Regions from separate parts of the Homo sapiens genome. Here regions 2, 3 and 4 are each linked to region 1. A link is a contact called in ENCODE Hi-C data. All regions are on one chromosome and are shown on one strand. The core of a region is the stretch at or near the end of the contact, and the rest is flanking DNA. Distances in the headings are between cores, read along the strand shown.

Region 1 (7,852 bases), core at 2,783-5,282:
AGCAGTGTTCCTTAAATGTGCCCAGATAGGAAGCATAATTACAAAAGTAAGAACTTGCATTTTCAGAGAGCTTTCCCCCGGAAATTCTGATTCAGCAAGTCTAGAGCAAGGGCTATGGTATCTAAATGTTTCTGTTTAACGAGTGATACCATGCTAAGTAAAATACAACTTGTTTAAAATAAGGGAGTTCCTGAATTATGTCTGGCATACAATCCAATCCAGATTTCATGGAATATTGGAATGCCTGGAGATATAACAATCTTAGAACAAAACATTTGTAAAGCAGTGTAGAAAAAAACAATAAACAAAAATCCAAAATATCTTAATTTTGTCCATTTTGAGAGCATTAAGCCTACCCTCAGTAGTTGTCCAAGTTTCTAAGAGTTAGGGTGAAGACAGGACATGACTGATGCGCAGTACTGTGCAACCAAAGCTTTAGAAAGGGAACTGGGTAAAGAGGCGTGTCGCCTTATGCCACCTTGTGGCAGAATTGGGTAGTTAATGAAGACCGGCTGGAGGTCGAATGACTTGGGTCCTTCAACAAATACTCATTAAGTCATCATTTGAAAAAAAAAATCACTTAAAATCTGAGTCTGTTTTCTCCTTTTAAAAAAGATTACTATTTGCTTAAATTATGTTTTTGATACAAGCAATGAGACTTTAAAAGTGAAATAAAATATTAAGTATTCTTTTTATCATTGCTAATGCTGTTTTCCCATTTATAAGTGAGGGAAAAACTTATTTTTCCAGGGATATTCCTTTTTCTCTTGATTAAGATGGTGAACAGAAGGTGGCTGGTCAGAAATGAATGGGGAATGCATTCAATGAGAGAGATCTCTGCCATCCTCCTCTTCATCTATTCTATTTTCCCAATTCGCTAGAGTGAGACAGGCTACTTTGAAGATGTCAGATGGCTGACTGAGGTGCTCAGAAAAGACAGATCTCACCAGTAGCTGCAGAATATGGTTACCTACTATGATGGTTAATTTTATGTGTCAATTTCGCTGGGCCACTGTGCCCAAATAGTTGGTGAAACATTATTCTGGATGATTCTGTGAAGGTGTTTTTGTTTGTTTGTTTGTTTGTTTGTTTTTTTGGATGAGATTAATATTTAAATTGGTAGACTAAAGCAGATTACCCTCCAAAATGTAGGTAGGCCTCATCCAATCAGTTGAGAGCCTTAATAGAACAAAGACTAACCTCCCCTGAGCAAGAATGAATTCTGCCAGCAGACTGCCTTTAGACTTAAACTGCAAATCTTTCCTGGGGCTCCAGGTTGCAAACCTGCCTTGTAGATTTTGGTTTATCCAGCCACCACAATCCTGTGAACCAATTCCTTATAATGTCCCTCTCTCTCTTTCTCAAATCTCTTTCTACACACACACACACACACACACACACACACACACACACACACACAGAGTTGATTTTATTTTCTGGAGAGCTGTGACACCTGTGAAGGTGTTAGATAACTGGAACTTTTGAGAAAGACATATATCCCAGTTGCTAGAGAATATGGTTACCTACATGGTGAGAATTGAAAGGTACTAGAAAAGTCTGCTCTCTTTGTAGAATCTTCTCTAACACTCAAGTGTGGGTTGAAGTTAGGGGTGACCTAACTCAGTTGATTGGCTCCATTTCCCTGAGATTCTCTTGGTTCTGCTCACCCCTATGTGGTCGCTCCATTCTCAAGAATGATCTCAGGAAGCCTCCAACAGTTTCAGCCTCACACAGAAAATCTGGAAGATAAAAATCTGCTTCAATTCTAGTATTCAAAGAAATTCACCCTGATTAAAGTGTCAATTGCTGACTAGGACTTTGGCTTGGGAAATGGAACTTAGTATTTAAGACAATCCTTGGAGATTGGGGTGAAATCAGTTTTCCCTAAGACTTAATGGAATCAAAGTGCTATATGGATACATGAAAAAAATCCTGGTTCTGCTAAGGTGAGGGAAGGGGAATAGCTGTTGGGTAGATCACCAATAATGTCCACCAGACACTTACGTAGTACCAGCAATTGATTTATCACAATGTAACACACAAGTGATGATACTCAAATTAAACTATACTAGTGCTAAGGAACCAGTAAAGATTAGTGGGGATTATGGTAAACAAGAATAACATGATCTATTAATAAAAGAGAGCCACGCCAAGCGTGGTGGCTCATTGCCAGTAGCTGTGGCTCAGGCCTGTAATCTCAGCACTTTGGGAGGCTGAGGTGGATGGATCGTCCGAGGTCAGGAGTTTGAGACCGGCCTAGCCAACATGGCGAAACCCCATCTCTACTAAAAATACAAAAATTAGCCAGGTGTGGTGGCGTGTGCCTGTGATCCCACCCACTTGGGAGGCTGAGGCATGGGAATTGCTTGAACCTGTGAGGTGGAGTTTGCAGTGAGCCGAGATTGTGCCACTGCACTCCAGCCTGGGTGACAGAGTAAGACTCTGTCTCGAAAAAAAGAAAAAAAAAAAAAAAGAAGAAGCCACTACTTTGCTCTAAGCAATGTGACCATGCAAAAATATAACCCTTCTGTTGCAAGATCATCAACATTTTTTAGAGAAACTGATAATTTGGATTTTTATGTAAAATAGCCATATTTTAAATGTTGGCAACTAAGTTCATTTTTGTTCTTGTTTTTAACCACGCAGGACAGCCAATACTGTCTAAAATAAACAAAGCATAACTGTTGGCTAAATGCAGTCTGTGAACCTCTAGTTTTCTGGGCTAGAAAAACCATTACTTGCCATTCAGTAGTTCTATGAATGAAAGGCTTGCTAAGAGTAGAGGAACCAAAGAAGATGAGAGAATGAGTGTCATTGTCTCATACAATGCTTTTCGGCAGGTGTGTCCCCACTCACATGTTCTCAGGCTCCCACTTCACGGAATGAAATGTGAAGTCCACTTGGGGCCAGTTAATTCTTTCCAAGATAGTCAAGGTGTTCCACTGCCAGGCACCAGGAACACTTGTTTCCCTGGTGTTGACCATCTTACTTCATTTACAGGTAAGCCCTAGCAGGTACAGGGACAAAAGTCTTCACACTAACAGAAATCCAGTGTAGATTAGCTTCTTTTTTTCCCAAGATGCCTAAATTCTATTTTTTAAAAAAGATATAGCGATCATTCTTCCATTTCTAGACCCTTAGCTGACGTCATTAGGTAGTTTATCATAGTTCTGCGAGACATACAGCTTTTCATTAATAGGTTAGATTAATTACCGTCCTATCATTAAAACGCATTTAGTTTAACTGAATGGAAAATAGCAGTTTGTCATAAACTTAAAAAAAAAAATCAATGCTTAATTAGCTTAAAATAGACTAGTACTGAGATCAGAGACTGATTGGCGTTTATCTTTTCCCTGGACAATTTCTTGTTCCCAAAAAAGCACAAGGGCAGTAGTTGTCACTCCTGCTTACGCATTAGAATCTAGTGGATGGAAATGCGGGGTTTGGGGGGAGGAGATGAGGGGAACGCTTTTTTAAAAAAGCTTTTGTCCAGGCCAAGTGATTCTAATGTGTAGACAGGGCAGAATACCGCTCCCTGTGCGGGGGAAAAAATCCCCAACATCTGAAATTCCTCAAATCCCTCAGATTCTCTCCAGAACTCTTCATTTCAGCACGTAGGGGTACCAACGAACAATTTTCTGAGGTGTCTGAGGCTAGTCATGTCCCCGGAGATTGACGGGACCGTCAGCCAATCGGCCGTCTGAACGAGTGATGGCAACCCCAATGACAAGCAACAGAATGAGGAACTTTATCCCCGCAGAAAGACCAGATCGCAGTAGCAAAGGTCAACAAGTCAACAAAAGCCAAGGGCTCTCCGTCAGGCATCAGCGAGGCCCGAGTACTCTTAGAGGTCGTAGCCAGGAGAGGGTCCCGCGCTTGCCCAGCGTTGCTAGGGAGGCGGCGCTTGCTCAAGCTTCTCGTGCCCTCTCCGTACGTCACTTCCGCCCGGCGGGGTCTCATAGTCCTATGGGCTGGGTTGAAGCCACTTCCTTTTTTCTTTCCCTTTTTCCTCTCCGTGGCCCCGCCTCCCGGAAGTTCTGCCTTGTCTCCGCCGCGGGTCAGGGGTGAGAGCTGGAATCTCTGCACGGGCCTTGGTGAGTAACTGCTGCGAGTTCTGTTCCCGCGCGGCGCCAGTTCAAAGAACTTAGGTTAGATCACGCTTAGGGCCCAACAGGACTGTGCCAGGCCTCAGGAGTCTCCACCCTCTCCAGTTTTGGGGCCGTCAGTCTCCTGGGCCTGCAATTATCCACGCTGAGGCTGAGGTCTTTGGCTTTTAGCGAGTTGGATTGCAGCCTTGTTCTGCTTCTGTGTCTTCTCTCTCCAGGCGAGGTCCTACTGAGGTTGTTGCCAGCGATAGTCCTCTCCTGGAGCTTGAATTGGAAGCAGAGTAGTCTTGTTAGTCTCGGTGATGGCTGCGTTGTTTCCTGAAGTAGCCAAAGTGCTTTAGCATCCATTCCGCCTCCTTTGAGCACCCTGGGAGGTAGGCAGGGCAGACGAAAAATATATTCGTTAATATTGTGCAGTTGAGGAAACTGAAGCTCTTGGCGAATTCACTGTTTCAAAGCAACACGGCCTCTAACAGGCAGAACTGAAATTCGCACCCAGGTCTAACTAACGTAGGGTTGCATAAAACAGTGGAGAGAGCGTTTGGAAATAGGGAAAACACTGCAAACGTTAAAGAAGAGCTGGGGTTTCTGAGTGCTTACTTTGTGTTCGGCTTTGTGCCAAATTCTTTCTATAATTATATCATCCATTTTATTTTATAATAAGCATAGGAAGTATATACTGTGGTTATTTATTCCTGGGTTAGGAAACTGAGGCTTAGAGATGATAACTGACTTGTCTAGTACTAATGACTTTAGTAGGCATTTCACAGATCTCTTTCAGCTCTGTGATTCTTTCAACACTGTAGTATTAACTTCTGGCATAATCAAACTGCCCTTTTCTGATTTTGGCATTACAGGAAGAGAGATTCCAGAACTTTATTTTTGGTCTCTTCACCCTTTGCCCATTGTCTCATTTCTTATCACCATTCTTATCACCATCCTATTTAGAAATTTATAGTCATGTAAATTTAGCCTTGACTTTCTTTTTTTTTTTTTTTTGAGACGGAGTCCCGCTCTGTTGCCCAGGCTGGAGTGCTGTGGTGCGATCTCGGCTCACTGCAAGCTCCGCCTCCCGGGTTCAAGTGATTCTCCTGCCTTAGCCTCCCGAGTAGCTGGGACTACCGGCGCCCGCCACCACGCCTGGCTAATTTTTTGTATTTTTAGTAGAGACGGGGTTTCACCGTGTTAGGCAGGATGGTCTCGATCTTCTGACCTCTTGATCCGCCCGCCTCGGCCTCCCAAAGTGCTGGGATTACAGACATGAGCCACCGCGCCCGGCCCGCCTTGACTTTTACTCTACAATTTAATTTTTTTTTTTTTTCCTCAAAGAGAAATATGGAGATGGTTGTGGAATTAATGGATCCAGGTTAAAGGGTTGGCCAGAAAAGTTGCTAGTTTTTACTCTATTGTTTTACTCTATTGTTGCTTTGCTTACATATATTATGTCAGTTTCTGCCTTTTTTTCTATCAGGAAAACGACTGTCTTCTTCTGCCAAAATGTCAGGAATTGGAAATAAAAGAGCAGCTGGAGAACCTGGCACCTCCATGCCTCCTGAGAAGAAGGCAGCTGTTGAAGATTCAGGGACCACAGTGGAAACAATTAAGCTAGGAGGTGTCTCTTCAACGGTATGAGGAAACAGTGCCATGAAAGTGTGCTTGTCTTCTGTCAGTTGCAACTTGAAACTAAAAATTCATGGAAGCTTTCTGGAGTATGGGGAAGCTATTTGAAAAGAAGAGGGAAATAAAACAGGCTGAAAGTAGGTAAAATGATGTGGTAGTCAGTTCTAGAGGAGAGGTAGATTGATAGTTGTTCTTTGTTTTCAAGGTGTACTTATATTCTTTCGAGAATCTGGGAAGGTGGTGCCTGATACAACATTAACTATAGGTATTTAGCAGTGGGAAGATACACATTTATTTTTCATTCACTGAAAAAGTCAGTACCAGATTCTAAGAGACAGTTTAGCAATCATTGAGAGTATGGTGAAGAGTGAGAGTCTGAGACCAGATTGCCTGGAGTTGACTCTGAGCTGTACCACTTCCTAGCTGGCTGACCTTGTGTTATCCTTCCTTTGCCTGTTTTCTTGTCTGTAAAATGTAATTAGAGTACCTGCTACATTAGATTTTTATGCATATAAAATAAGAGTCCCTGTTAAGGGCTAACACTTTGCATTTAATATAGTAAATAGTCAATAAATGGGAGGCATTCATAGCTAATATTGGGCTAGATAATATAATGGTGCATAACATAGATATTATCCTTGCTCTTATGGAGCTGACAAAATGAGTATTATATACCAAAATCTCATAGTAATGTTATATATCTGTTAGACATCAGAAGTTTACAGGTTTTGATCTACGTCAAGATTTTGCTTTTTTGAAAATCAGACATGGGGATGTGATATTAAAATGTTTTACATTTTGTAAAATGCTTTACATTTGTATGGCTTGCAAAACCACATCTATTGCTTATTTGATTTTGAGGCTGAGGTTTATTTTAGAGAGGCTGATTTTTTTTTTTGAGTCAGAATAATAGGAACATTCATAGTGAGTTGTTGATGAAGTGTCATTTCTGAGGCTGCCTGAGGTTCTGGTACTTAATATTGCTGGCAGGAAGTGATTTTTGTTTTAGCACTGCCTTGCATCATGCATTCCAAAGGCATTTATTCACTCAATATATAAATATTTGTTGAGTATTTGTTATTTGCCAGACACTATCCTTTACACTGAAGACAGCCCCTAGACTTTAGTTTGTAGGGTAGCACTGACAAGGGAATAGACTGTTTAGAGTGGGGTATGTGCTGTTGACAGGGATAAGCACATACTTATGGGAAGCACATAGCACACACCCCAGTGTGGACTTTATCCAGAGGCAATGAGGAGTTAGTGGATAGTCTTAAGTAGGAGACTAACATGCTCTGACTTGTGTTTGGAGACTATAGAAAAGCAAGGATTATAAACAAGAGTCCAGCTAGCAGACTTTTTTCTTTTCTTCTTCTTACTCTCTTTCGCTATAACTGCATCTCTCCAAAGGTGGGGATCTGAGGCATGTATCCACTGATCCCCGCTCCAATTGGTTGAAGGTTGCCATTGAAAGCAGTCCCTCCTGTGCATTTTGAGATTGCTGTTAGGAGCCAGCTGTGATTGCGGGACAGAAAAACTGAGTCTCCAAAGTGTGCTTGAAGTGGGAACAATGGCAGTGTAAATGGAGCTGTCCACCACAGCTGTGCTGAAATCTGGCAGGCTGACAGGACTTAGCACAGAGTTTTTGCTATAGGAGGCCTTTGCAGTAATCTTAATGAGAAATCATGGTGGCTTGGACCACTGTGGAGGTAGCATTGATAAGATCTGCTGATGGATTGGATAACTCACATGAAAGATAGGAGGGAGGATCATCCCAGGATTTTGAAAGTAATGGAATTTTTACTTACTGAGCTAGAGAAGTGTATGAGAGGAGCAGATTTTTGGGAGTCATGGAGGATGAATTGAGTTTGGTTTGGTTTGGGACATATAAGTTTGAGATACTTATTTGACCTCTGAATGGATAGGTAGTTAATAAGCTGGATACTAGAGAGAGGTCTGGGCTAAAGCTGTATATTTGGGAATCGTCATTTTGTAAGTTGTGTTTACATCTATGAGACTACAGACTCCTTTAATGAATAAGCATAAAGAGGTCTGCTGGGGCACTACAATATTTTCATGTCAAGGAATGAGAAAGGACTAATCAAAGATACAAACAAAGAGGGACC
Region 2 (7,852 bases), core at 3,584-6,083, 4.7 Mb before region 1:
TAAAAAGCTTCTACACAGCAAAAGAAATAATTACCAGAGTAAACAGCCAACCCACAGAATGGGAGAAAATATTTACAAACTAGACATCTGACAAAGTATCCAGAATTTACAAGGAACTCAAATAAACCAGCAAGAAAAAAAATCCCATAAAAAAGTGGACAAAGGACATGAATTGTCATTTCTCAAAAGAAGATATACAAATGTCCAATAAACACATGAAAAAAAAATGCTCAACATCGCTAATCATCAGGGAAATGCAAATTGAAACCACCATGAGATACCACTTTACTCCTGCAAGAATGGCCCTTTTTAAAAAGTCAAAACACAATGGATATTTGCATGGATGTGAAGAAAAGGGAATGCTTATACGCTGCTGGTAGGAATGTAAATTAGGACAACCTCTATGGAAAAAGTATGGAGATTCCTTAAAGAACTAAAAGTAGATCTACCATTCGATCTAGCAATCCCACTACTGGGTATCTACCCAAAGGAAAAGAAGTCATCATAAATGAAAAAGAAACCAGCACACGTTTGTAGCAGCACGATTCACAATTGCAAAGATGTGGAACCAACCTAAGTGCCCATGAACTGAGTGGATAAAGAAAATGTGGTACCTATACACCATGGAATACTACTCAGCCATAAAAAGGAATGAAATAATGTCTTTTGCAGCAACTTGGATGGAGCTGGAGGCTGTTATTCTAAGTATCACAGGAGTAGAAAACCAAACCGTACGTTCTCACTTATAAGTGGGAGCTAAGTTATGAGTATGCAAAGGCATACAGAGTGACATAATGGACTTTAGAGACCAAGAAGGGGAGGGTGGGAGGCTAGGGAAAGGTGCTAGGGATAAAAAACTACCTATAAGGCACAATGTACACTACTTGTCAGACCACGGGTGAACTAAAATCTCAGAATTCACCACTATATAATTCATCCATGTAACAAGAAACCACTTGTACCCCAAAAGCTATTGAAATAAAACATTTTAAAGAAATGTTTTAAAGTATAAAGAAAAGACAGCATTTATTATGATTATTTTAGTCTTGCTCTTTCATTTTAGTTAAGGCCTGTCTTGACTTCTTTTAGACCCTGGGTAGTAAAATACATAAAATAAAATGTAAAAGTAAAATGTTCAGAATCTTAGTTGAAAATTTCAAATACGTTTTGTATTAAAATTGAAAAATCTTTCCAGTTTTAGTAAACATACAATATTATGAAAACTTTTGCATCTTAATAAATATATCTAAGTAAAGTGCTAAGTAAGTAGGCAAGTTGCATCTTCAGTGTTAAAGTATATTAGCACAAGGATGGTAAAGCGGTGTGAAAATTATAAATTTTTATAATTTGTGTATGCAAGGTGGTTTTTAAAATAAAATATCTTAGTATCTCATTTTATTTTTCTCTTGGTTTATACCTTGTCTCTCTGTACATCTATAACTTAATGCATACTGACAAAGAAAAATCTTGTTTGATAATGGTTAACCAACAATAAACATTTACTAAATCTAAAAAAAAATAAAAAAAGTAAATGATTACAATTTTCTATGAAAATGTAATGACAAAAATTATATTGAAAAAGTACAACTCCAGTATAAGCTTATAAGAAGCTGACTAATGAACTAATACATTTATTCAATAATCAAAATCTTCACACAAAAAGTCTTCGCAAGGTCCAAATTCATAGGTGAGTTTCATAAAATCTACATATAACACAATGTTCTCATTTTTCTAAATTATTAGAAAAGAAGAAACAAGAAAAAGTGCCCCATTTCCTTTCATGAGACAACCATGATACCCTAACTGAACAGGGAAACAGGAAAGTATAGTTTAATCCAATTTGTGAACACAGAAATAAAAATCCTAAATTATTACCATAAAGTGCTAGGAAAACATGTAAGAAGCAACTTACTACACTCATTAGCAACTAGGGTCTATACAGGAATTCAAGTTACTTTTAGAAAATCCATTATATTATTCACAATATTTACAGATTCAAGGACACAGCTATAGATTTATTCTGATACATAAAAAGTATTTAATATAATTCATGTGCATTCATGACTAACATGACATCTTGGCAAACTGGTAACTGGAGGGAACCTACTAACCCTGACAAAGCTGACAGCAGAGTTCATGGTGAAACTGTATATATTTTCCCTCAAGATTTACTTATCTATTTCTCCTTTTCCATTTAATGCAAGGGCCTATCTAAACCTCATAAAATCCATTACAATACAAAGTGGGGAATGAATAAAAAGCTTACCTGAAATGTGTTCATTTTCTGTGGCTCTTGGGAGAGTATAGAGAACTGTAAAGCCTCAGCTGGGGGGACAGAAAGAGGATGTCACACGGTCTCGCCTACCTCACAGCTCCTAGATTAGCCTCCCCAAATCTCAGCAACCCAGTTGGAGAGCAGCCTTCCTAAGGTAACAGGGCCCTTCAGGCCTTGAAAAGGCATGAGAAGCACCACGTAGAGGTGGCACTGTCTACGACAACTCTGAAATAATTATGGGGCTTAAACTGCTGTTTTTTATTGAGTGAACATAAACTTTTCCCAATTGATTTAACAATGCACATGTGCTTCTAACACACACACAAAAATAAAGACAATACAGGATTAGTTGAATTAAAGTACACCACAGGGTAAGACACTATTCTTTCATTAAAATTAACCTAGCAGGTACTGTGGTTCAAGCCTGTAACCCCAGCACTTCGGGAGGCCAAAGAGGGAGGACAGCTTGAGCTCAGGAGTTCAAGACCAACCTGGGCAACATGGCATGACCTTGTCTCTACAGAAAATAAAAACTTAAAAAATTAGCCAGGTGTGGTGGCATGCGCCTGTGGTCCCTGCTACTTGGGAGGCTGAGGCAGGAGGATCACTTGAGCCCAGGAGGTAGAGGCTGCAGTGAGCCATGTTTGTGCCACTGCACTCCTGCCTGGACAACAGGATGAGACTCTGTCTCCAAAACACAAAATTAACTTAGCAGAAAAATATTCAGTGTGCATCATTTAACTATTTTTCTTAGTAATATTATTTACCCTTGGTATAGACAATCCACAGAAAGTCTTATAAAAGAGATGAGATACTTTAAGGCAAAGAGTTTTAGATGTTTTAACTGGGATGTATTTCTCAAAAGGCCCTTTGGATAAGATGCTTTTGGTGACTCACCTGTGAAAGAATGAACGGAACTGTTTTCCTCCTGGCTCTACCACAAACGAGGGATCCCCGGAAACTCACTGAACCTTTCATGCCCAATGTCTTTAAAGCTTTCAAAAGAATCAGAAGTAGATAGCCACGGAAAACCCTTCATGTATCATCATGCATGGGATTCTATGAGGTAGGGACAAAGTCTCCAGTGTCACATATGTTAACAGCAGTATGGCATCTGTAAAGAGTGGAGAACAAAGCGACTGGGGGCTACTTTGGGATCTGGGGACAGAATCTCCGGTTACCCCTACCCTCAGACCTATGCAATGATGTGGCCTTTCCTGAGCAGCCTGTCCCTGGCCACCACCTAGCCCATTTTGCTCTTCTCAAAGCTGGCCCAAACCACCCACTGTCACCCATTGTGTGGTGGCTTCTGGAGGCTTCACCAAGTCTGGCTCATTCTGGGAAGGAGGATCAAGAACTGCTTCTGACCATACACATCTAGGATCTGCTCCTCTGTGGGCTCTTCTGCCTCTGCTCTGAAGCTCGGGAGGGAGGCCTAGGTCTGAGAGGTGTTCTCTTCCAGGTAAAACTGTTCACAGAGACCCCTGCTTCCCACCTCGCAAGGGCTGCTCTGTTCAAGGAGCCTGCGACCTGACCTGAGAAACCATGTTAGTGGCAAAAATCTGACTCTTAGAATTCTTTACATCAGACTTAAAAGAGAGACACCCTGACAATGCAGAAGGGGCCAGGAACCTGTCTGACCCAAGAGATCTGAAGACACACCAGAAATCCAGACTACATTTGACACATGGTAAGATTCCATCTACATCCACTCCCTGAGTATTTGGGGACATGACATTCTGCTAAGTGCTGTGAAGGCTGCAATGCTGGTTTTAGGCAGGTGTGATATTAGCGCCTGAAACGGGAAATAAATCACACCTGCCTTTGAACCCCAGCTCCCTCACTGCTAGCTTGTGACCTGAGCCTCAGTTATATTTAATGCAGATGTGGTTGTGAGGTATACATAGGCACCCAACGAATGGAACAAAGTGTCTTCTAAATATAACAGCAGCAGTCCGCTCATGGCTTAGTAGCCTACAGTCGGCTGTTTGCTTTACAGGTGGTGACTTAAAGTTTTAAACCAACGCCATGAAGCAGTCATTATTAATACCCTCACTTTCAGATGAGAAACCTGACTCTCATCCACGTCCCTACATTCGCCTCGGCTTCCAGTTGACAGAGATGGAACTTACCCGGGTTTTTCCAGCTCCAGAGCTCGGGGTCTCGATGCAGACCCACCGTCCGGGGATTTCGGGCACGTTGTCGCCCGCGTTACAAATGCGCTTTCCCCACCCCCGCCGCCGCTCGCGCCGGGCTCCGGTCCCGCACACCGCGGCCCGCACCCGGCACCTGCTCCGGACCAACGCTCAGCCTCAGCCGCCCCGGGAGCCAGCGGCCGAAGTCCCTCTCCAGCGGCCGGGAAGGCCGAGGGCCCGCCCGGTCGCATCCACTGACACAGGGGGCGGGGATCCCACAAACTTCCCGCTTCCTCTCCCGCTTCCGGGCACAAACGCTGTCCTCCCGCCCCAGCTGCGCCCCCTCTACTTTCCGAGCCGACCCCCGAGCTTCCCAAACCGCTTCCCGGGAGTCTCGAGAACCCAAATGAGGAGGCGGGGCTCTGGCTGCACAGGCGCAGAAGGAGCCCAGGAGCCCCATCCCAGAGTGCTGCGCGGCGAACCAGACTCATTCAGGACTACATTTCCCATAAGCTCTTGCGTCCGCCTTCGACGTGACTCCTCACGTTTCGGCGATTCAGAATTGGCGGGGATGGAGTTTTTATGAAGTCTCCCGCTCAGGCTCTCCAAGAACAGGGAGAAGTTAAAGGTTAAAACTTAAACGCTACTGACAAATACAAAGAGTAGCCCTCCATTGGTTCCCGGTTGAACCAACATTTTTTTTTTCCGTAAGACTTTCGGAGACAATTGGGAAGCTGAATATGGATTGGGAATTGCAAATATTGAAAAAAAGTACCATTACTTTTGTGAACTGTGAAAAAAAATTAAGAATTTTGTAGAAATTTTTTTTTTAAAAAAAGGGATCACTACTGAAGTATTTAGCATTGAAATGATATAACTTTGAATTTACTTTACAATTTTATACATTTTCAACCTGGAACCTCCACCTTGTCTCTTTACAGCCTACCCGACCCATTGACCTGTGAGCCCTGTCCTGGCGCCCCCAGGCGTGAGGGTTCTAAGGCGGGTCGAGCCCGGTGCTGCAGGTGTTAGAGAAAAGCTTTTGGTTTTTATCCCTTAACATTGCTTCTTGCCGAATTCTCTTATTGATTCAACATATTTAAATTTAATGTTAATTATCTTAGGTTTCCATGCGCATTAACGAATTTTCTTGCTTTTTGCTGATTGTTTTTTATTTCCGTAGGTTATTGGGGAACAGATGGTGTTTGGTTACATGAGTAAGTTCTTTAGTGGCGATTTGTGAGATTTTGGTGCACCCATCACCTGAGCAGTATACACTGCACCCCATTTGTAGTCTTTTATCCCTTGCCCCGCTGCCCTCCGCCATTCCCCGCCAAGTCCCCAAAGCCCATTGTGTTATTCTTATGCCTTTGCATTCTCATAGCTTAGCTCCCACTTATGAGTGAGAACTACGATGTTTGGTTTTTCCACTCCTGAGTTACTTCACTTAGAATAATAGTCTCCAATCTCATTCAGGTCGCTGCAAATGCCATTAATTCATTCCTTTTTATGGCTAAGTAGTATATCATCAGATACATACCACAGTTTCTTTATCCAGTTGTTGATTGATGGGTATTTGGGTTGGTTCCACGTTTTTGCAATCGCAAATTGTGCTGCTATAACCATGCATGTGCAAGTATCTTTTTCATATAATGACTTCTTTTCCTCTGGGTAGATACCCAGTAGTGGGATTGCTGGATCCAATGGTAGTTCTACTTTTAGTTCTTTAAAGAATCTCCACACTGTTTTCCATTGTGGTTGTACTAGTTTACATTCCCACCGGCAGTGTAGAAGTTTTCCCTGTTCACTGCAGCCATGCCAGCATCAACTATTTTTTGATTTTTTGATTATGGCCATTCTTGCAGGAGTAAGGTGGTTTTGATTTGGATTTCTCTTATCATTAGTGATGTTGAGCATTTTTTCATATGTTTGTTGGCCATTTGTATATCTTTTTTGAGAATTGTCTATTCATGTCCTTAGCCCACTTTTTGATGGGATTGTTTGTTTTTTTTCTTTGATGAGATTGATTTGTTTGAGTTCGTAGTAGATTCTGGATATTAGTCCTTTGTCAGATATATAGATTGTGAAGATTTTCTCCCACTCTCTGGGCAAAGTGAACAGCTGAGTAAAGATTAAAGGTGAGCTGCGAGGTGTTGTTACCTCAGAGGGTGCTCTGCAGAAGAGTATATCCATGAGCTACTTGAACTCTTTAAATCAAAACAAAAGGAAAAAAGTTTATTCTAAGCAAGTTTATTTCTTGTCTGATGGTTATTAGATGGGAGAACATTGCCAGATCTAAGCTACCAACCTCAAAAATGTTTTCAAAAACAAATGGTTATTGAACATCACATTTTACAGAGATTCTGCTCCCTTTCTCCCGCCCTCCCCAGAGAGAGCAGTCCTGCATGCGAATGATCAAAGGTCAGTCTTAGGACAACAATGAGAAAACAAGCTATTTAGATAAACTCCTCTACATTCCCTTGTTATTTGCTTTTTACTATTAACTCAAGGTAAGAGGATCAGGCTGCCTTCAGCCATAACCCTTTCCTAAAGCTTTTGCAAAACCTTCTGGCCTTCCAAGAAGGTTTGCCCAGTTCTTTGTAGGACAGATGATTGATAGATGTAAAGTAATTCATGAGTAACCCTGCTTAGCAGGGTTAGAGGAATCCCAGGGATACATAGACTGGCAGCTGTTTCCACCTTAAAACCAACAGAATTGTCTAAGTTGCAGATGATGTAAGACAGAACAATTTTTATGATGTGATCATGAAGATGTGAAAAATAGGGGCTGTAAGAAGGACCATTCTTTATACACGTGCATTCCTTATCAAGCCAACAACTGACTATGGGGAATGTTTTACAACCTCAGAGACCTGCGCCTGCCATGCTGCTCTGCACAGCAGCCACTGGGGGGCTCTCTTGACCGCAGTTTTTTAAGCTAGTGCCCTATATAGAAGGGTAAGTTTTTGTGAAAAGATTAACATTTGCTCACTATCACATGGGTTTTACATATTCAAGCTTGACGTACTTGTAAAGTTCCCATCTGCCTACCAGCTAGGTGTCAGACATTACATGTGGTAGGCACTTGAGGATTTACTGAATGACTTTAAATCCACACTGGGCCTGTGTGTGTGCTGCCTTTTATGAGTGTGAAGGTGACAACACTGCCTCTTTTCATGATGCCCTTGGCTGAGATGACCATCATTCTTGTGACTAAAACTGGGCTGTACATTTCTATGGGCACAGTAGGTAGCAGAAGTATCTGACCTATGATTGTGATATGGCCTCTTGCTCTGCCTGATCAAGCAAAGTCTCTGTAGAACATAAGAATAAAAGGCACTTACTTTCTGGTCAAAACCAGAAGAAACCTGTCATTCCTAAGAGTTCTTATTACAGCACTCAAACTAAGCTAAATCAAAGGCCAGTGCTCTATTTTGCAGAT
Region 3 (7,852 bases), core at 3,003-5,502, 3.9 Mb after region 1:
GAATTAGGTTTCTATGGTTGGGAAGAGATAGCTAATATTTTTTGAATGCTCACTACATGCCAGACACTGTGCTCAAAATTTAATATGAATTATATGATTTACCACTCAACAACCCTTATAGGTGCTACTTTTATGATCTCTATTTCACAGCTAAAGAAACTGAGGCTTAGAGAGCCTTGGAGTCTTCCCAGGCTGGGTGGCAAATGCTAAGACTCAGGCCAGATATAGTAGCAGGGAGCAACGGGCAAAGATTTTGGGCTTCAACAAAGGGCAGCATTTGACTAGTGATTATACTCCAGAAAAAACAGGTATAACAGGGAAAGGGGGAGTTGTGGTGAGAATAGGTCTTTTAAGGCCCCAAAGATCCAGAAGGAAAAAGAGCTGTGCAAGGGTAAAACAGAAGGACATTATGAGTAAGAGAGTAATTATTAGTAACAGCTACTACTTGTTAAATAATACTAGCCAGCATTTGACCTACATAATCCCCTTTAATCCTCACAGCAACCCTAAAAGGGAATTACTACTATTCTGATCGGTATGTTACAGACGAGGAAATTGAGGTTTAGCAAGGTAAGTGACTCACTGAAGGCTACGTTGCTGGTAAGCAGCAGCATCTGGATTTAAATTCACACTGCTGACTCCATGCTGATGGCCCTATACTGACTCCCAAAGGGATAGACTGCTGGCAACACTGAAAGGAAGGAAATTTCTCTCCTAAGAGATGGGGGAATTTCAGAATATACGAGGTAGCCCAGGGCTGCAGGCAATACCTGGCACCACTCAGAGAGGATACAGAACCTGGTTCTGGGAGAGACAGTTTTGCCAGACTCTCTACATCAGCCTTTCTATGAGGCTATCCTAACTTGAGGTTTCCTCAGAAAGAGGTTCCTGGAGGCCCAGAGACCTCAAGAGGATAAATGTCTATGACTAGATAGGCTTTTTAAGAACCAGAAACCTAGGTTTTGAACTGATATTTTTATGCCTCTGTAGTCCTCTCCCCGACCCCTTTTTTTGTAAACAATTTGCTTTCTCGCAGTTCAATGGCTCTCAAGCTTAGAGTTCATCAGAATCACCTAGAGGAAATGCTAAAACACAGATTTTTGGATTCTACTCCAAGAGTTCCTGATTCAGTAGATCCAGGGATAAGGCTGGACAATTTGTACTTCATAGAAGTTATGAGGTGATGTGGATTCAGCTGGTCCAGGGATCACATTTAAGAAAAATGCTTTATTTTATTTGTAAAACTACTTTTGAAAATTTCTAAATGGATTTGGCTGTGAAAAAATAAGTACAGAAAAGGCAAAGGACTTGCCTATAGGCCAGAGGTACTGGGAGGGATTGGGTGGGAGACTTAGAGCCCAGCTCGGTACGTGGCTGTGATGGGAGAACTTGTACAAACTGGGGAAGACAGAAGTCACAGTCAGAAGGAACTAGCTGTTTCCCAGATGGGAACGAGGGGAAGCAAAAGGCCCAGGATGAGCTGGGCAGGAGAGCCAGACTGGCCAGAGACAGAGATCAGGTGAGGGCAGAAGCCAAATGGGGTAGAGATGTTGTCAAAAGCTGCAGTCTGCTGGCTGGGCTACAGGGAAAGAACTTGGGAAGCTGGAGGCAAGGAGCCAGGAGTGAGCTCCTGGGGTGTGGACTGTGACAGAGTCTGGTGATCACATTTCAGCTGCAACTCACTGTCCCCAAAAGCCTCTTTCTTCTTTCTCTGGTGGTGCCTGTCAGTCATAAAGTGCCTAGGAATTGCCCTCAGACAGTAATGAGGTTAAGTCCTTGCAGCAAGAGAAGTGGGGACATCGCCAAGCCCTGTCTCCTCTGCTTAGTCGTGGGTCCCATAGTGGCAAGCAGGGGCAGAGCCAGGAAGCACGCAGTCTGGTGAGTAGACTTTAGATGTTCTCCAATCGCCAGGCTATTTCTCCCTCATGGGAAACTGACTCAACTGCAGTACACAGTGTGAAGGAACGACCTTTGTGGCTGCAGCAGTGGGCTAATGGCTTGGCGCCTGGCTGCACTTGTTATTCCTCACGGAGTTGGGAAAGGTTGAATAAGAGGCTCTCTTCCCTTGGTACTAAGAGATGGGCATCTCTTTGAAGGACTGCATGCCACTACTCCTTTCAGCTGGCACACATAGGCCCACCCTGGACCCTGGCTCTCTAAGCACTACCCACCCAGCCTTAGCCAAGCTCTTCTTTTCCCTTTTGTAACTTTCATTTCATTTCTTGTACATCTCTGTCCAGTTAAAAAAGGATGTATTAAGTGCATACTATGTGGCAGACTCTGAGCTGGGGATACAGATATGGGGTAAAAGAAATTCAGCCCTCAAAAAAAAAATCACAGTACAGTCAGGGGGATCCATGTGGAGATGTAATGACAACATTGTAGAATAAATGCTGTTTCTCAAACACAGAGCTCCTTCTCTCCACAAGGCCTTTGTATTTGTTGTTCCTACTTTCTAGAATGTTCTTCCCTAGATCCTTGTACAATTCCTCTTCTCACTTTATACTCAGGTCATTTCCAAGAGAGATCTTCCCTGACATTTCTATGAAAAATTAAACCCTCCCAATTCTCTGAATCCATTTGCCTTATTTATTTATTTAGGAGCTGGGGTCTCACCCTGTTGCCCAGGCTGGAGTGCAGTGGTGTGATCTAGGCTCACTGCAACCTCTGCCTCCAGGACTCAAGTGATCCTCCCGCTTCAGCCTCCTGATTGGCTCTGGCTACAGGCTTGCAGCACCACGTCTGGCTAATTTTTTTTTTTTTAATTTCTGTAGAGATGGGGTTTTGCCATGTTGCCCAGGCTGGTCTCGAACTCCTGGACTCAAGTGATCCACTCATTGGGCCTCCCAAAGTGTTGGGATTACAGGTGTGAGCCACCATGCCTGGCCTAAGTTTTAATTTTAGCACCTATAACCGTCTAGCACGTTAACTTTTTTTTTTTTTTTGGTTGGTCTTCTATACTAGATTGTAAGCTCTGTGAGAGAAACAGGGCCTTGCCCACTACTGAATTTTGTTTGTAGAACTGGTACAGAATAGGTACTCAATATGTATTTCCCTTTTATTCATTCATCATAAATGACTGTCTAATTGAACTTTTGTGAGCCTCTCCAGAGTCATCCAAATGGAAGATGAGGCCTGTCTGCTTGAGGAAGAACTTTCTCAAGCCTACTAAATTCCAAGCTTTCTAAAATCTTCATTGATGCCTCAGGCCACACCGAGCAGGTTCTAACTCCCCACTAAGAATGACTATAATGGGCCTGGCACATGCCCTGTAACCCACACCTGTAATCCTAGCAATTTGGGAGGCTGAGGTGGGCGGACTGCCTGAGCTTAGGAGTTCGAGACCATCCTAAGCAACATGGCTAGAACCAGTCTCCGCTAAAAGTACAAAAAATTAGCCAGGTGTGGTGGGGGCGCCTGTAATCCCAGCTACTCATGAGGCTGAGGCACGAGAATTCCTGGAACCCGGGAGGCAGAGGTTGCAGTGAGCCAAGATGGCACCACTGCACTCCAGCCTCGGTGACAGACCGAGACTCCATCTCCAAAAAAAAAAAAAAAAAAAAAAAAAGAGAATGACTATAATTTATTCACTACTAATTATGTACCATACGTTATTTAATCCTCACAATCCTCTGCAAAGTCCGCATTATTTCTCTCATTTTACAGATGAAACAAGCTCAGGCAGACTGACTTGCTCAAAATCATACAGGTAGCGAGGTGCCGGGGAGGATGGGTGGGTCCCCGGGAAAAACTGTGCCAGGCCCCAAAGCTCATATTAATCCCACACCCACGTTTCCGCCACTCTCATCCCTATATCCCTCCTCCCACGTTTCCACCACATCCCCTAAAGGTCTTTTCCCACGTTTTCGCTACATCCCCACCCCAGCCCTTTTCCTCCCTTTGGACCGCTGGGTCCGCTCAAGCCTGGCTGCCCCTCGAAGGATAGTGTGGGGAGGGGCTTCAGATGCGTGCTGGGTGGAGGGTGGGCTAATCCGTCTCCAGCACCAGATACTCTTTCCTTCCCGGGCCCTCCGCACCGGCCGGCTGCTGGATGCCCAGTGGCCTATTTCAGGGCCGGAGAGACCGCTATCGCTGGAGGAAAAAGGATGGGGGAAGGGAGTGCAGCCTGCAGAGGCACTAGCGGTAGACAGACGGGCGGCGCTCCCCACCCTCCACGGCTACTTCCCGGGAGCAGTCAGCCGCTGCGCGCAGGCGCGGTGCGCTCCTCAGCCCCTCCCTTCTGCGGGCCGCCCTTTCACCCTGGCAACCGCGGCGTGACTACGGCGCGCGCGGTCTGGGCGCGGACGGGTGGGGCCGGGCGGTGCCGGTGCGGGCTGGGGCAGTGCAGTGAGTAGCGGTCTTGGGGTGTGCGATCTCGCTGAGCCTCCTCACACGGTTCGTCGTCTCGGGTTCGAGCCCAGTGGGCTTAGCCACTCGCCATGGACTCCCAGAAAGTAAGCGGGGGAGGGGAGCCCGGGGCTACCGAGACAAGCCGGGCCGGCACAGGGTGGGCGGGGCGCCTGGGCCCGTGGGCTGTGGGTGCGCGGGGTGGGCCTGGCCGGGCGTCCGGGCTGCTGCTGCGGAGGGCAAGGCCGCCCGGCCGCTCTCTGGGCGGGAGCTAAGAGGCGCCCACACGGATGCGGGGACCGCGCCCGGTGACTCGGGCTGGCCTCTGCTCTGCGCGCTGTCCGGGGCCCTGACTCTGGAGGAGAAACGGAGCCATCCCCCTTTTAAAATCAGCCACTCTGCAGCGCTTTAGGCCGGTTTTCATGCCTGCAGACTGCGAGCGTGCTGGTGGGGGTGTATCCCTCCTCAGCAGGTGAGGAAACCGAGGCACAGCCTTTTTGGTGTCTCCCTGCTGACGCCGAAAGCTGGGGCTTTCTCCTCGACCAAGTCTCGTCTCAGCACCACGCTCTTTAGGTCAGGGACCGAATCTCCTTTGTACCGCCCACCGCTCCCCTTCCCATGACTTTTCCTAAGTAGATCTTAGTGTTTAGTGTTCGTTGAATGGAGGGAAAAGACTTCAATTGTTAGGGCAGCCTTCCCACTCTCTGACCAGTTGGTGTTGCTGGGCACAGTTACTTAGGGGTCGTTGTGGAATGTTTTATACTTTCCGAACAGTTGAGGAAAGGTTATATAATCGTAAAGGTTCAATTCAGAAGTATTTGGAGAACAAAGCCAATGTCTTGAATACAGTTAGAAGTGAATTATTCAGTCATAATCTCCATATGAAAATAACCACCCTGTTCTCTTTGTTAGACTATAACGTAATTGAAATATAGTACAGGGTAGGAAAGAAAAAACAAGGAGTATTAATAATGTAGCAGGGAAAACAAAGACATATCTAAGAGACTATTCTTTTCTATTATTAGAAAGCACGGGAAAGACTTAGAACAACGTTTTCTACAATTTTGTCTACATTCACCTTCTTGAGGATCACTTCACTGAGGGCATGAGAGAATAATGATGTGTTGAGCATTGACTATTACAGTATTTAACAAATATGCATATGATTTCATTGTATGTGTTGGTCTTGAAACTCACCTTGGAATGCATGACTATTCTTAAGGCATTTTTTAAAAATTAGATTTTGTGTATTTTGAGTATGTATAGGTTTAAAATATTGTCTCTGCCTAAATTTGTAAAACATCTCTCAGCTTATTAGATAAAAGAAATGATATTTGAATGGACATTAGCAGAGGTCAAGTGAAGGAGCAAAGTCCGGAGACATGGGTTCCAGGATGCTATTTACTAGCTCTGTGATAAGGAGCAAGTCACTTAACTGTGATTAATCTGTTTCCTCATCTATGCAGTAGAAGTAAGAGTATTTTATAGTGTCATAGTAAAAATCTGATAAAATAGTTTGTTCTGAAAACACAGCATTTTAAAGTTTACAAAGTATGACCACTAAAATACTGTGTCCCATAAAATACAAAAAAATGTGTTTTAATATTGATCATCATACTTTATCAGGGATGCATTATTCCTTACTTTAATGAGTTGTGACTCCTGGAAGGTCATGCTACTAGCCCTAAGGCTAAGATTTGAACCTATTTGTTCTCATTTCGAATGATGTGTTAGGGTACCTACAGGTTACCACGTGCAGTTTCCTGAGAGGTAGCAAAGAATTAGCTTCTCTTTCTTAGTAGTAGTAGTAATGTATCTTATTTGTGATATCTTTGAGAATCAACTTCTCAATATTAGAAAATATGTTGAATTTCATTGGTGGTACCAAATCTTTCTAATGAAAAAACAAACACCCTTTGGTTTATAGCTGTAAAAAGAATGTCCGGGATTAATGTGTATAACCAGTTCAGTGCTCTGAACCTGAGCTTCCTTTTCTCGTATGAATTCCTGCAGAATCACAAGCCTCAAATAGTAATGATCTAAGCTGGATATTGTTCTCTTTAAATAAGACAGTAGTACACCCCAGACATGATTTTTAGATACTATTTTCTGTTATGGAATGTACATTGAAAATAGTAGTAGGGGTAGTACCTCAGTCAGTAGAGTATAAGAAAAATAGGTACTGCAAAGTGTGAGGAAGGCCTGAATATATACCTGAATGTTTGTTAGGCATTGGGATTTGGGCTTTACATTAGTAAGAGGATGGCTCTGGAGCCAAGTCTCCAGTTCTACTATTTATAAGCTGTATGAGCTGGGATAGTTTGCTCTGTCTCCATTTCTTCATCTGTAAAACAGAGATAACAATAATTGTAATTCTCTCACAAGATTATTGTGAGGATTGTGTTCTTTTTTTTTTTTTTTTGAGACGGAGTTTTGCTCTTGTCGCCCAGGCTGGAGTGCAACGGTGCAATCTTGGCTTACTGCAACCTCCGCCTCCTGGGTTGAAGAGATTCTCCTGCCTCAGCCTCCTGAGTAGCTGGGATTACAGGCGCCTGCCACCACCCCTGGCTAATTTTTGTATTTTTAGTAGAGACGGGGTTTTACCATGATGGCCAGCTGGTCTCAAACTCCTGACCTCACTCAGGTGATCCGCCAGCCTTGGCCTCACAAAGCGCTGCGATTACAGGCTTGAGCCACTGTGCCCGGTCTTGCATTCATTTTTAAAACCCACTAAACAGTGCCTAGCATACAAAAATACTGTTAGCTACTGTTATTAATTTAATAATCCTAACTTCAAAGTAACTTTCTCCTTTTAAAATTAAGTGTAGACATTTTTCCTTTTTTTTGAGACGAAGTCTCGCTCTGTGGCCCAGGCTGGAGTAGTGCAGTGGCGCGATCTTGGCTCACTGCAAGCTCCACCTCCCAGGTTCACGCCATTCTCCTGCCTCAGCCTCCCGAGTAGCTGGGACTACAGGCTCCCGCCACCACGCCTGGCTAATTTTTTGTATTTTTAGTAGAGACGGGGTTTCATCATGTTAGCCAGGATGGTCTCTATCTTCTGACCCCGTGATCCGCCCGCCTCGGCCTCCCAAAGTGCTGGGATTACAGGCGTGGGCCACCGCGCCCGGCCCGACATTTTTACTTTTAAAGCATCTTTTCTGCTATTATATCTGTAAGAAACGATTCACATGGTGGTTCCAGAGAAGAGTTGTTACATTCTAATAGAAAGAGGTTTGGAAGTTCTGAGTCATGCAGTCTGACAGTAGAGGTTAACTTAACTAGGCAGTCTTACAGAAGCTTCATGGTGGCTAGTCAACAAATGGATTAGCTTGACCAGCTGCTTTTTTGTTTGTGAAAATAACTTGGACTTCAGTGTTAATGTTAGCAGCAGATGCTCTGTTTGAGTAGAGGAAGAAAACGTAATAACCCCGGGTATGTAGGCATACTGTTGGATACAGAAAACCACAGTATTAACTCCTGGAAATAAACAGAGGGATTTTGTTTA
Region 4 (7,852 bases), core at 1,784-4,283, 3.4 Mb after region 1:
TAATCCCAGCACTTTGGGAGGCCGAGGCGGGTGGATCAAGAGGTCAGGAAATCGAGACCATCCTGGCCAACATGGTGAAACTCTGTCTCTACTGAAAATGCAAAAACTAGCCAGGCATGGTGGCGTGCGCCTATAGTCCCAGCTACTCAGGAGGCTGAGGCAGGAGAATCTCTTGAACCCAGGAGGTGGAGGTTGCAGTGAGCCATATCGTGCCACTGCACTCCAGCCTGGGAAACAGAGCGAGACTGCATCTCAAAAAAAAAAAAAATGTGCCCAGGGTCCATTATAGGCCTGCACTCGTAGAAATACGAGGGTTGAGATTTCAAATGCTCATCTGCAGGGGAGACAACATATCACACGTGTCCAGGTTACAGTCAGATATGTCATTCTGGAACACTATGCGGGTGCTCAAATACAGACTCCTAAATTGCTCTGACAACAGTAGCAATTCTAGTCCCTTAAATGGCTTGTAGTCATCGTGAAGGCTGAAGACCCACTTCCCCGGTCCTTCTGATTGTAAACCAATGTTTTCCTAAAATTCCCTAGCATTAATTATTTTAATGGTTTGTGGAATTATTTAATGGTTTGTGGAAGCACTTGGGAAACAGGCTGACAATGGAAACTTTGTATTTGAAAAATATTGTAATATCTGTAGAGGTTCTACTCAGGAATACTTTCCATGCTTCCATACTTTCTCTGATTTAGGAGAAAGTTTCTCAAGAGAATGATACTCTCAACAGAAACGGAAAGTTTCTCAACAGAAAGCCTCCATTATTTTTGTGGTAGGTATGAGAAGAATAGGTTGAAATAAAAGGGGAGATGAAAACTTAAGGACTTTAAGTTTTGTTTGAAAAGAAGATCATAATTTAAGTCTGGGTTCTAAACTACGGCCGTTAAAAAAAAAAGAAAAAAAAATCAAGAAAATTCCACTCTTTAACTTGGGGGAAATTTTTGTGAGGTTCTCTTCGTGGGAAGCAGGGATTCGGCCATGGAGGGCAAGTGACTTGCTGATTTCAGTACCCAGAAGGTTTTTTTAAATATGAAATTTGTCCACTATGAGATGAATGTGTATATACTACCCATTCTCTTCTTGAAGTGTCAATGAAAAGTCGGATTTTAAAAGCTAATGGTATCAGTGCTGCAAAGGCAGGCCAATTACTGCCAGTGCCAGACAACTTTTTTCTTTGTTTATTTTTAATCTTATTTCTTTGCTTCTTTTTGATAAAAGATATACCTAAAGAGGCACCTACACATAACCCTGGCACCGTCCGCCGCCCCAAGAACCTTCCTGCTTTACCAATGGCCTGGGAGTTGGCAAACACGCTAACAAAAAAAAAAACCAAAAAAACAAAAAAAAAAAAACAAAACGGGCTTTCGCCTCAACCTCATAGTTCCTCCCCGTCTGCAACCACCGGTCTTCACCGGATTCACAGTCGGAACCGCGAGCAAAGACACCTAGTAGAGCCGGCCGATTCCTAGGTCCTCCGGCCAGGAGGCGCTGCGGGCCAGTCTCCGGGGGCCACCGCAGCCCGCGCGCCCAGCACCCCCACCCTCACGGCAGAGCCCAGCCCAGCCCCGCGGCGGAGCTCCGAGTTCTGCGCCGCCCGCCGGGGTTACTCCCGGTCATTCCACGGCACCACCTCGGCCCAGCTTCCCCATCTGCGCCCAGGCAGAAGCTGCCCCGAGAGACCAGCAGCAACGGTCTGGAAGATGGGGCTGCAGGGAACGTGGGAGAGGGAGGATTGGGCACCCCACCTCCGGGTCTCCGCAGGCTCTCCTAAGTCTTGTTTTTAAAAGAAACAAAACTCGGCCGCGCGCGGTGGCTCACGCCTATAATCCCAGCACTTGGGGAGGCCGAGGCCGGTGGATCACCTGAGGTCGAGGGTTCGAGACCAGCCTGGCCAACAAGTTGAAACCCCGTCTCTACTAAAAATACAAAAATTAGCTGGATGTGGTGACGCGCCTGTAATCCCAGCTACTCAGGAGGCTGAGGCAGGAGAATCGCTTGAACCCGGGAGGCGGAGGTTGCAGTGAGCGGAGATCGTTCCATTGCACTCCAGCCTGGGCGACAGACCGAGACTTAAAGGAAAGAAAAAAAAGAAAAAGAAAAGGAAACAAAACTCGTCCGCGCTCTGCGCCAGGGACACCAGCTCAGCTGAGCGCACGGAGACTGTAGGCAGGACCTCCCTACCCCTCAGGTCAAACAAAGACCCAAGGCCTCTAGTGAGCAATAGCACCACGGACCGTTTGGGACACCTCCAACTCGAGTTCCCGGATTCACAGTCCGGGACTGTGCCGCTCCAGTCCCGGGGAGCATATAGCCAATTCCCAGGTCAGAACAGACCAGCTTCTTAAGAACCGAGTGAAGACTCAGTGCTGGCATTTGTCTCCGTAGGTACTGGCCGACCTGCAACCAGAAGGGTTTCTAGCCAGCTCAGGGCCCTCCGAACAAAGCAGCGCTCGGTGCCGGACCTGCAGCTCTCCCCACCCGGCAGCAGCGCCCTCAGCACGCCCGGGAACCCCCGACCCCTCTGAGCCCGGGGTACTGCGCCCGGGTCTCCACGCCCAGAGATGCTCCCCGGTCTCCACCGTCGGGCAAGCCCCAAGCGCAGCAGCGCAGAGTCCTGGGGTCACCAGAGCTCGTACTAGGACATCGTCTCCCCATTTAACACCGCCTCCGGTCCCATCTGAGTTGCAAGTGGTGGGGATGTGGGGCTCCGGATCAAAGTCCCCGAAACCGAGCACTTCCCGAAGCCTCCTTGGCCTCGAAACAAAACAATAACGCCCAAGTAAGTCACTGGAGAGCCTCTTACCTGTTTTCCACTTTTGTGTTTGCGTCTCTTTCTCCTACCCCTTGACAAGCCTTCCGGAGAAGGGGAGAAAACAGAACCGGGGAAAAAACAAGGAGCAAAGCGCCCTGAGAACCGGCTCTGTTGGTGCGCGGAGCTCCCCGCCCTGCCCTGCCGCAGCCCGGGAGAGAAGGGTCGGCTCGGCTCTGCGGGTCCCGGCCCCACTCACTCTCGCTCGCAATTACGGGGTTTTTGCCGGGACTAGTTCCTTTTATAGATTCGGCTGCACCGAGCGCAGAGGTTACTATCGGTCAAAGCCTGTGCTCTCCCTCCTCCCCGCCCCGTTCCCGGCCTCTGTTTATGTAGTTCAGTCACTCAGCAGAAAGCACGTGGAGCCGGGGCCCGCCCCTTAAACGGGCGACGTTCAGCCGCCCACGACACATCTAGGGAGTTGGGGGGAGGTGGGTGGGGTGGGGGTGGAGGGTACAGCAGGTGTCTTAGGGTCCGCGGTCTGCGTCCCCTTCCCCCGCCCGGGCCCGCCGGCCTAAGACGCGCGGGAAGCGCTGGGCTCGGGGCTGCGCCGCAGACTCTCTAGTCCACGTTCCCGGCAGCCAAGGGCACCAGTGGAATTTGCTTCCTCTAAATCCTGCTTTCCGCAATTTTTTTTTCCTTTGTTAGTTTCCTCAGCCGGAGGGAGGGATTGGGGGAGAGAGAGCTCTAGGCTGAATCTCCCTCAGGACGCCAATCATTTTGTCTTGTCTTTTGTTTCCTTTCAAAGGCCTAGGCTGGGGTGAGGGGAAGGCGGACAGTCCTCTGGGTAATGGGCTGCTTTTGTTTTCCCCCCACAAACCTGGACTTTGATTTTTGATAGGCGACCTACTGCCTTGGAGATTCCCAGCCTGAGCTCCCCAGGTCCCTCAGAGGACCCGAGAGGAACATCTTACTGCTTCTCTTCATAAATTGAGAGGAAGGAGGCCACAAAAACAAAAAAAGAAACAAACAAACAAAAACACAGAACAATATGGACCAGCCCCCTTTTAATTTCATTATATTGATCAGCCTCCCTGTGATAAAAACACAGGACTTGTATTTAGTTTGTATACATTTGTGAAGTGCAGCCAGAGAATTGCAGTCGTGTAAAATTATGTAGCCACTCCAGACCTCCAACTTATCTGTTTGCCTTTGGCTGTAGGGGAGCAAAACTACCCAAAACACTGGAGGGGCAAAAAAAAAGGCAAGAGTAGGAATGCAGGCCTACACACCATATGTCTAAATATTTAAGTCATCCATCAAGCCAACAAACTAAATGTCACCTTATTCTGGCCAAAACTCAGGTCAAACTGTGAAGAGTCTAAATATGAATCTGCCCTGAAGGGCAGATTCATAGAAGACTCAGGACAGACCCGTAGAAGAGGCCCAAGCAGGCCCTGGAAGTGCACGTGGAGGCCACAAGGTCTCCTACCTTGACAAAGATACCTTTGTAGCCACCTTGAAGGGCAGATTCACATTTAGACTCTTCACAGTTTGACCTGAGTTTTGGCCAGAATGAGGTGGCATGAGAGAGCTGCCCCAAGCCTACTTCTCTTCCCACCTCCAGCTCCATCATATTCCAGAACTCCCACCACCTGCATACAGACATTCAGCTGCACAAGCCCCCTCCATGCTACAGTCAACAGGATCTCCAGGCCACGGCTCAAGCCCAGGTACTCACATCAGTGGTTCTATCAACACTCAGGACAGACCCATAGAAGAGGCCCAAGCAGGCCCTGGAAGTGCATGTGGAGGCCACCAGGCAAGGAATTCTGGAGTCCCAGGTACTCATAACTCTGGGTGGCATGGCCCCTTTGCACCATGGACTGTTTGCCCTTAGAAAGGGATGGATCTGAGCTGGGCGCAGTGGCTCATGCCTGTAATCCCAGCACTTTGGGAGGCCAAGGTGGGCAGCTCACCTCAGGTCAGGAGTTCGAAACCAACCTGGCCAACATGATGAAACCCAGTCTTTACTAAAAATACAAAAATTAGCCAGATGTGGTGGCGAGCGCCTGTTATCTCAGGAGGCTGAGGCAGGAGAATCGCTTGAACCCGGGAGGCAGAGGTTACAGTGAGTCGAGATCATGCCACTGCACTCCAGCCTGAGTGACAGAGCAAGACTCCGTGTCAAGAAAAATAAAAAGAAAGGGATGGATCTCAGAAAGGCCAGAGATGAGCTTTCTAAAGCCCAAGGCCCAGGAGAGCGGACCCCCTTGCCTCAGTCAAAGAATAACCTTGGTCAATAAATTGGGTTTTGGGGTCAAACTTGACAACCACATGATGAGCAATTTACGTAAAGTCTTTCTGCCTCTGTTTCATCTTGTTTTTTTCTTTTTTCATCTTTTTTTCCTTCCTTCCTTCCTTCCTTCCTCCCCCCCTCCCTCCTCCCCTCCCCTCCCCTCATCTCCTCTCCTCTCCTCTTTCTTTCTTTCTCTTTCATTTCTTTTTTTTGAGACAGGGTCTTGCTCTGTCTACCCAGGCTGGAGTGCAGTGATCCAATCATGGCTCAGTGTAGACTTGACTCCCTGGGCTCAAGCGATCCTCCCACCTTAGCCTCCCAAGTAGCTGGGACCACAGGTGCATGCCACCACACCCATCTAATTTTCGTATTTTTTTTGTAGAGACAGGGTTTTGCCATGTTATCCAGGCTGGTCTCAAACTCTGGAGCTCAAGCGATCCTCTGGCCTCAGCCTCCCAAAGTGCTGGGATTACAGGCATTAGCCATTGTGCCCGGCCTGTTTCTTCATCTTTAAAATGGAGAGAAGATGTATATTCTGTCTTCCTCAAAGGGGTTTTCTGAAAGTGAACTTTGTTGAAACCTTTGAGCTCCTTGGCAGAATGATGTTATAAAAGCAGAGAGTGTTATTAAAAGGTGTTATCTTTCCTAGCATGATTTTAGAGAGTAATTAGATCTCCCTGACCCTCCATCTCCTCTCTCCTTCTTCTCCTACCTATTTGAAGTCGACCACCAAAATCATTATTTTTTTTTTAATTGAGATGGAGTTTCACCTTTTGTTGCCCAGGCTGGAGTGCAATGGTGCGATCTGGGCTCATTGCAACCTCCACCTCCCGAGTAGCTGAGATTACAGGCACCTGCCACCATGCCCGGCTAATTTTTTATATTTTTTAGTAGAGACGGGGTTTCACTATGTTGGCCAGGTTGGTCTCAAACTCCTGACCTCAGGCGATCCACCTCAGCCTCTCAAAGTGCTGGAATTATAGGTGTGAGCCACTGTGCCCAGCCCAAAATCATTCTTTTTGGAATTTTGAAGCATATAATTCCAAAAGGTATGAAGGTAATCACTTAGATTGCTCTAATAAGGGAATGGGAACAGTTAAGTCCTATACAAATAAGACAAAGATAAGATACTACAAAAAGGGGATGAGCCCAAGAAAAAAATCAAAGTCCCAGAGAGAGAACAGCCATTGATTCTAAATACACAAGTCTATGGCCCCAACCCAAACTTGTTTCACTAAGAACAACCTGTGGTTTCGAGAATCTGGTCATCCCCCACAGTGAATACATGAACACATTGTAATGTTTGAAATGTTTATTTTTCTTGTTGATTTCTTACTGTTAGAAGAGCTAAGTGATTTGGCCCAAAGTGGCTAAGTGATTCGGCCAGTTTGTACACAGGGATATAAGTTTGCTGACACCAAGCTCATACTTTACAAATGTAATATCTTCATAAAACAAAAATACTGGGCCGGGCGCGGTGGCTCACGCCTGTAATCCCAGCATTTTGGGAGGCCGAGGCGGGCGGATCATGAGATCAGGAGATCGAGACCATCCTGGCTAACAGGGTGAAACCCCGTCTCTACTAAAAATACAAAAAATTAGCTGGGCATGGTGGCAGGCGCCTGTAGTCCCAGCTGCTCGGGAGGCTGAGGCAGAAGAATGGTGTGAACCTGAGAGGCAGAACTTGCAGTGAGCCCAGATCACACCACTGCACTCCAGCAGAGCAAGACTCAAAAATATATATATACTGAATCTCAAAAGCTAGAGCCTAAGAGATGCCCCTTAAAAAAGAAGCTTACAAGTGTGAATTTTCTTCCCTCCAGCCCTTAGGTTGGTTTGTCTTTTAGTATATTTCAATAAGCTTCCCCCTCCCCATCCCATCCCTGCCCCCCACACCAACACCAAAACCCCAAGTCCCTCCTCTAGGTGACTCCTTCCAAATACATAGGAAGGCCCTCCTTTGTTGCTGTTTTTCTGGAGAGGCTGATTCTGTAAATGTAGCCTGGGTGGCTTGAGGTTCTATTCTGAGATGACCCTGGCATCTTCTAATTACAGAATCAACCTTCAGGCAGCTGTGGCCTTGCAGACTCTGCTGGAGGTCATGGAACTACAGAAAAGCTCAATCTTATCATTCTATTGAGGCTTTTAAATTGGAGATTACCTAAATGGCATTGTTTGGAGGTTGCTTTGATATATGTTAACTCATCTGCATAAATGTACATGTACACATTGTTTAAAATACCAATGATACTGGTTGCTAGAAACTCTGAAAAAATAGAGTAATGCAGGAAGTCAATGAAGAATAAAAAATAATATATTTTAAAATGATGTTTTAAGATGAATTTGTTATGATTAAGAAGACCTGGTGGGGCACGGTGGCTCATGCCTATAATCCCAGCACTTTGGGAGGCCAAGGCGGGCAGATCACTTGAGGTTAGGAGTTTGAGACCAGCTTGGCCAACATAGTGAAAACCTGTCTCTACTAAAAATACAAAAATTAGCTGGGCGTGGTGGTTTGCACCTATAGTCACAGCTACTCGGGAGTCTGAGGCAGGAGAATCACTTGAATCAGGGAGGTGGAGGTTGTGATGAGCCGAGATTGTGACACTGCATTCCAGCCTGGGCAACCCAGCAAGACTCAGTCTCAAAAAAAAAAAAAAAAAAAAAAAAAAAGACAAATGCCTAATAGCTGAAATCTTAGAGATTTTCTGGAGAGTGAGAAATGCCTTAAAATAAAATAAATAAATAAATAAAAAATAAGAGGGATAAAAGGACCTGCAGTTCAAATTGAGTC

Evidence for each region. Hi-C counts contacts between places; a loop is a spot of excess contacts on that map. Pooled maps may share reads with other maps.
Region 2: a loop to region 1 is called in a map of B cell, with 39 times the contacts of the local background. The contact joins the promoter of ZNF782 here to the promoter of RNF20 in region 1. A Hi-C loop is called at or near these places in 2 of 168 maps with a recorded cell type or tissue (B cell and CD4-positive, alpha-beta T cell) and 4 of 50 pooled maps.
Region 3: a pooled map shows a loop between it and region 1 (15-fold over the local background). The contact joins the promoter of FSD1L here to the promoter of RNF20 in region 1. A Hi-C loop is called at or near these places in 6 of 50 pooled maps.
Region 4: a loop to region 1 is called in a pooled map, with 4 times the contacts of the local background. The contact joins the promoter of ABCA1 here to the promoter of RNF20 in region 1. A Hi-C loop is called at or near these places in 4 of 50 pooled maps.

Annotation. Positions count from the first base shown.
Region 1 is chr9:101,529,821-101,537,672 of GRCh38, forward strand. It overlaps RNF20 (ring finger protein 20), which reads left to right and starts at 4,033. Exons shown (of 20, transcript NM_019592.7): 1 at 4,033-4,094; 2 at 5,578-5,732. The coding sequence starts at 5,604. It also overlaps a transcript of PGAP4 not described here. RefSeq lists an enhancer at 3,775-3,904.
Region 2 is chr9:96,849,681-96,857,532 of GRCh38, forward strand. It overlaps ZNF782 (zinc finger protein 782), which reads right to left and starts at 4,834. Exons shown (of 6, transcript NM_001001662.3): 1 at 4,408-4,834; 2 at 3,173-3,389; 3 at 2,267-2,325. The coding sequence starts at 2,281. RefSeq lists silencers at 4,167-4,256, 4,537-4,606.
Region 3 is chr9:105,443,782-105,451,633 of GRCh38, forward strand. FSD1L (fibronectin type III and SPRY domain containing 1 like) reads left to right here and starts at 4,253. Exons shown (of 14, transcript NM_001145313.3): 1 at 4,253-4,454. The coding sequence starts at 4,440. RefSeq lists a silencer at 4,134-4,743.
Region 4 is chr9:104,925,122-104,932,973 of GRCh38, forward strand. ABCA1 (ATP binding cassette subfamily A member 1) reads right to left here and starts at 3,034. Exons shown (of 50, transcript NM_005502.4): 1 at 2,814-3,034. LOC105376196 (a long non-coding RNA gene) reads left to right here and starts at 1,668. Exons shown (of 3, transcript NR_188620.1): 1 at 1,668-2,789; 2 at 4,387-4,603. RefSeq lists silencers at 1,428-1,667, 3,004-3,193 and enhancers at 2,344-2,403, 2,724-2,803.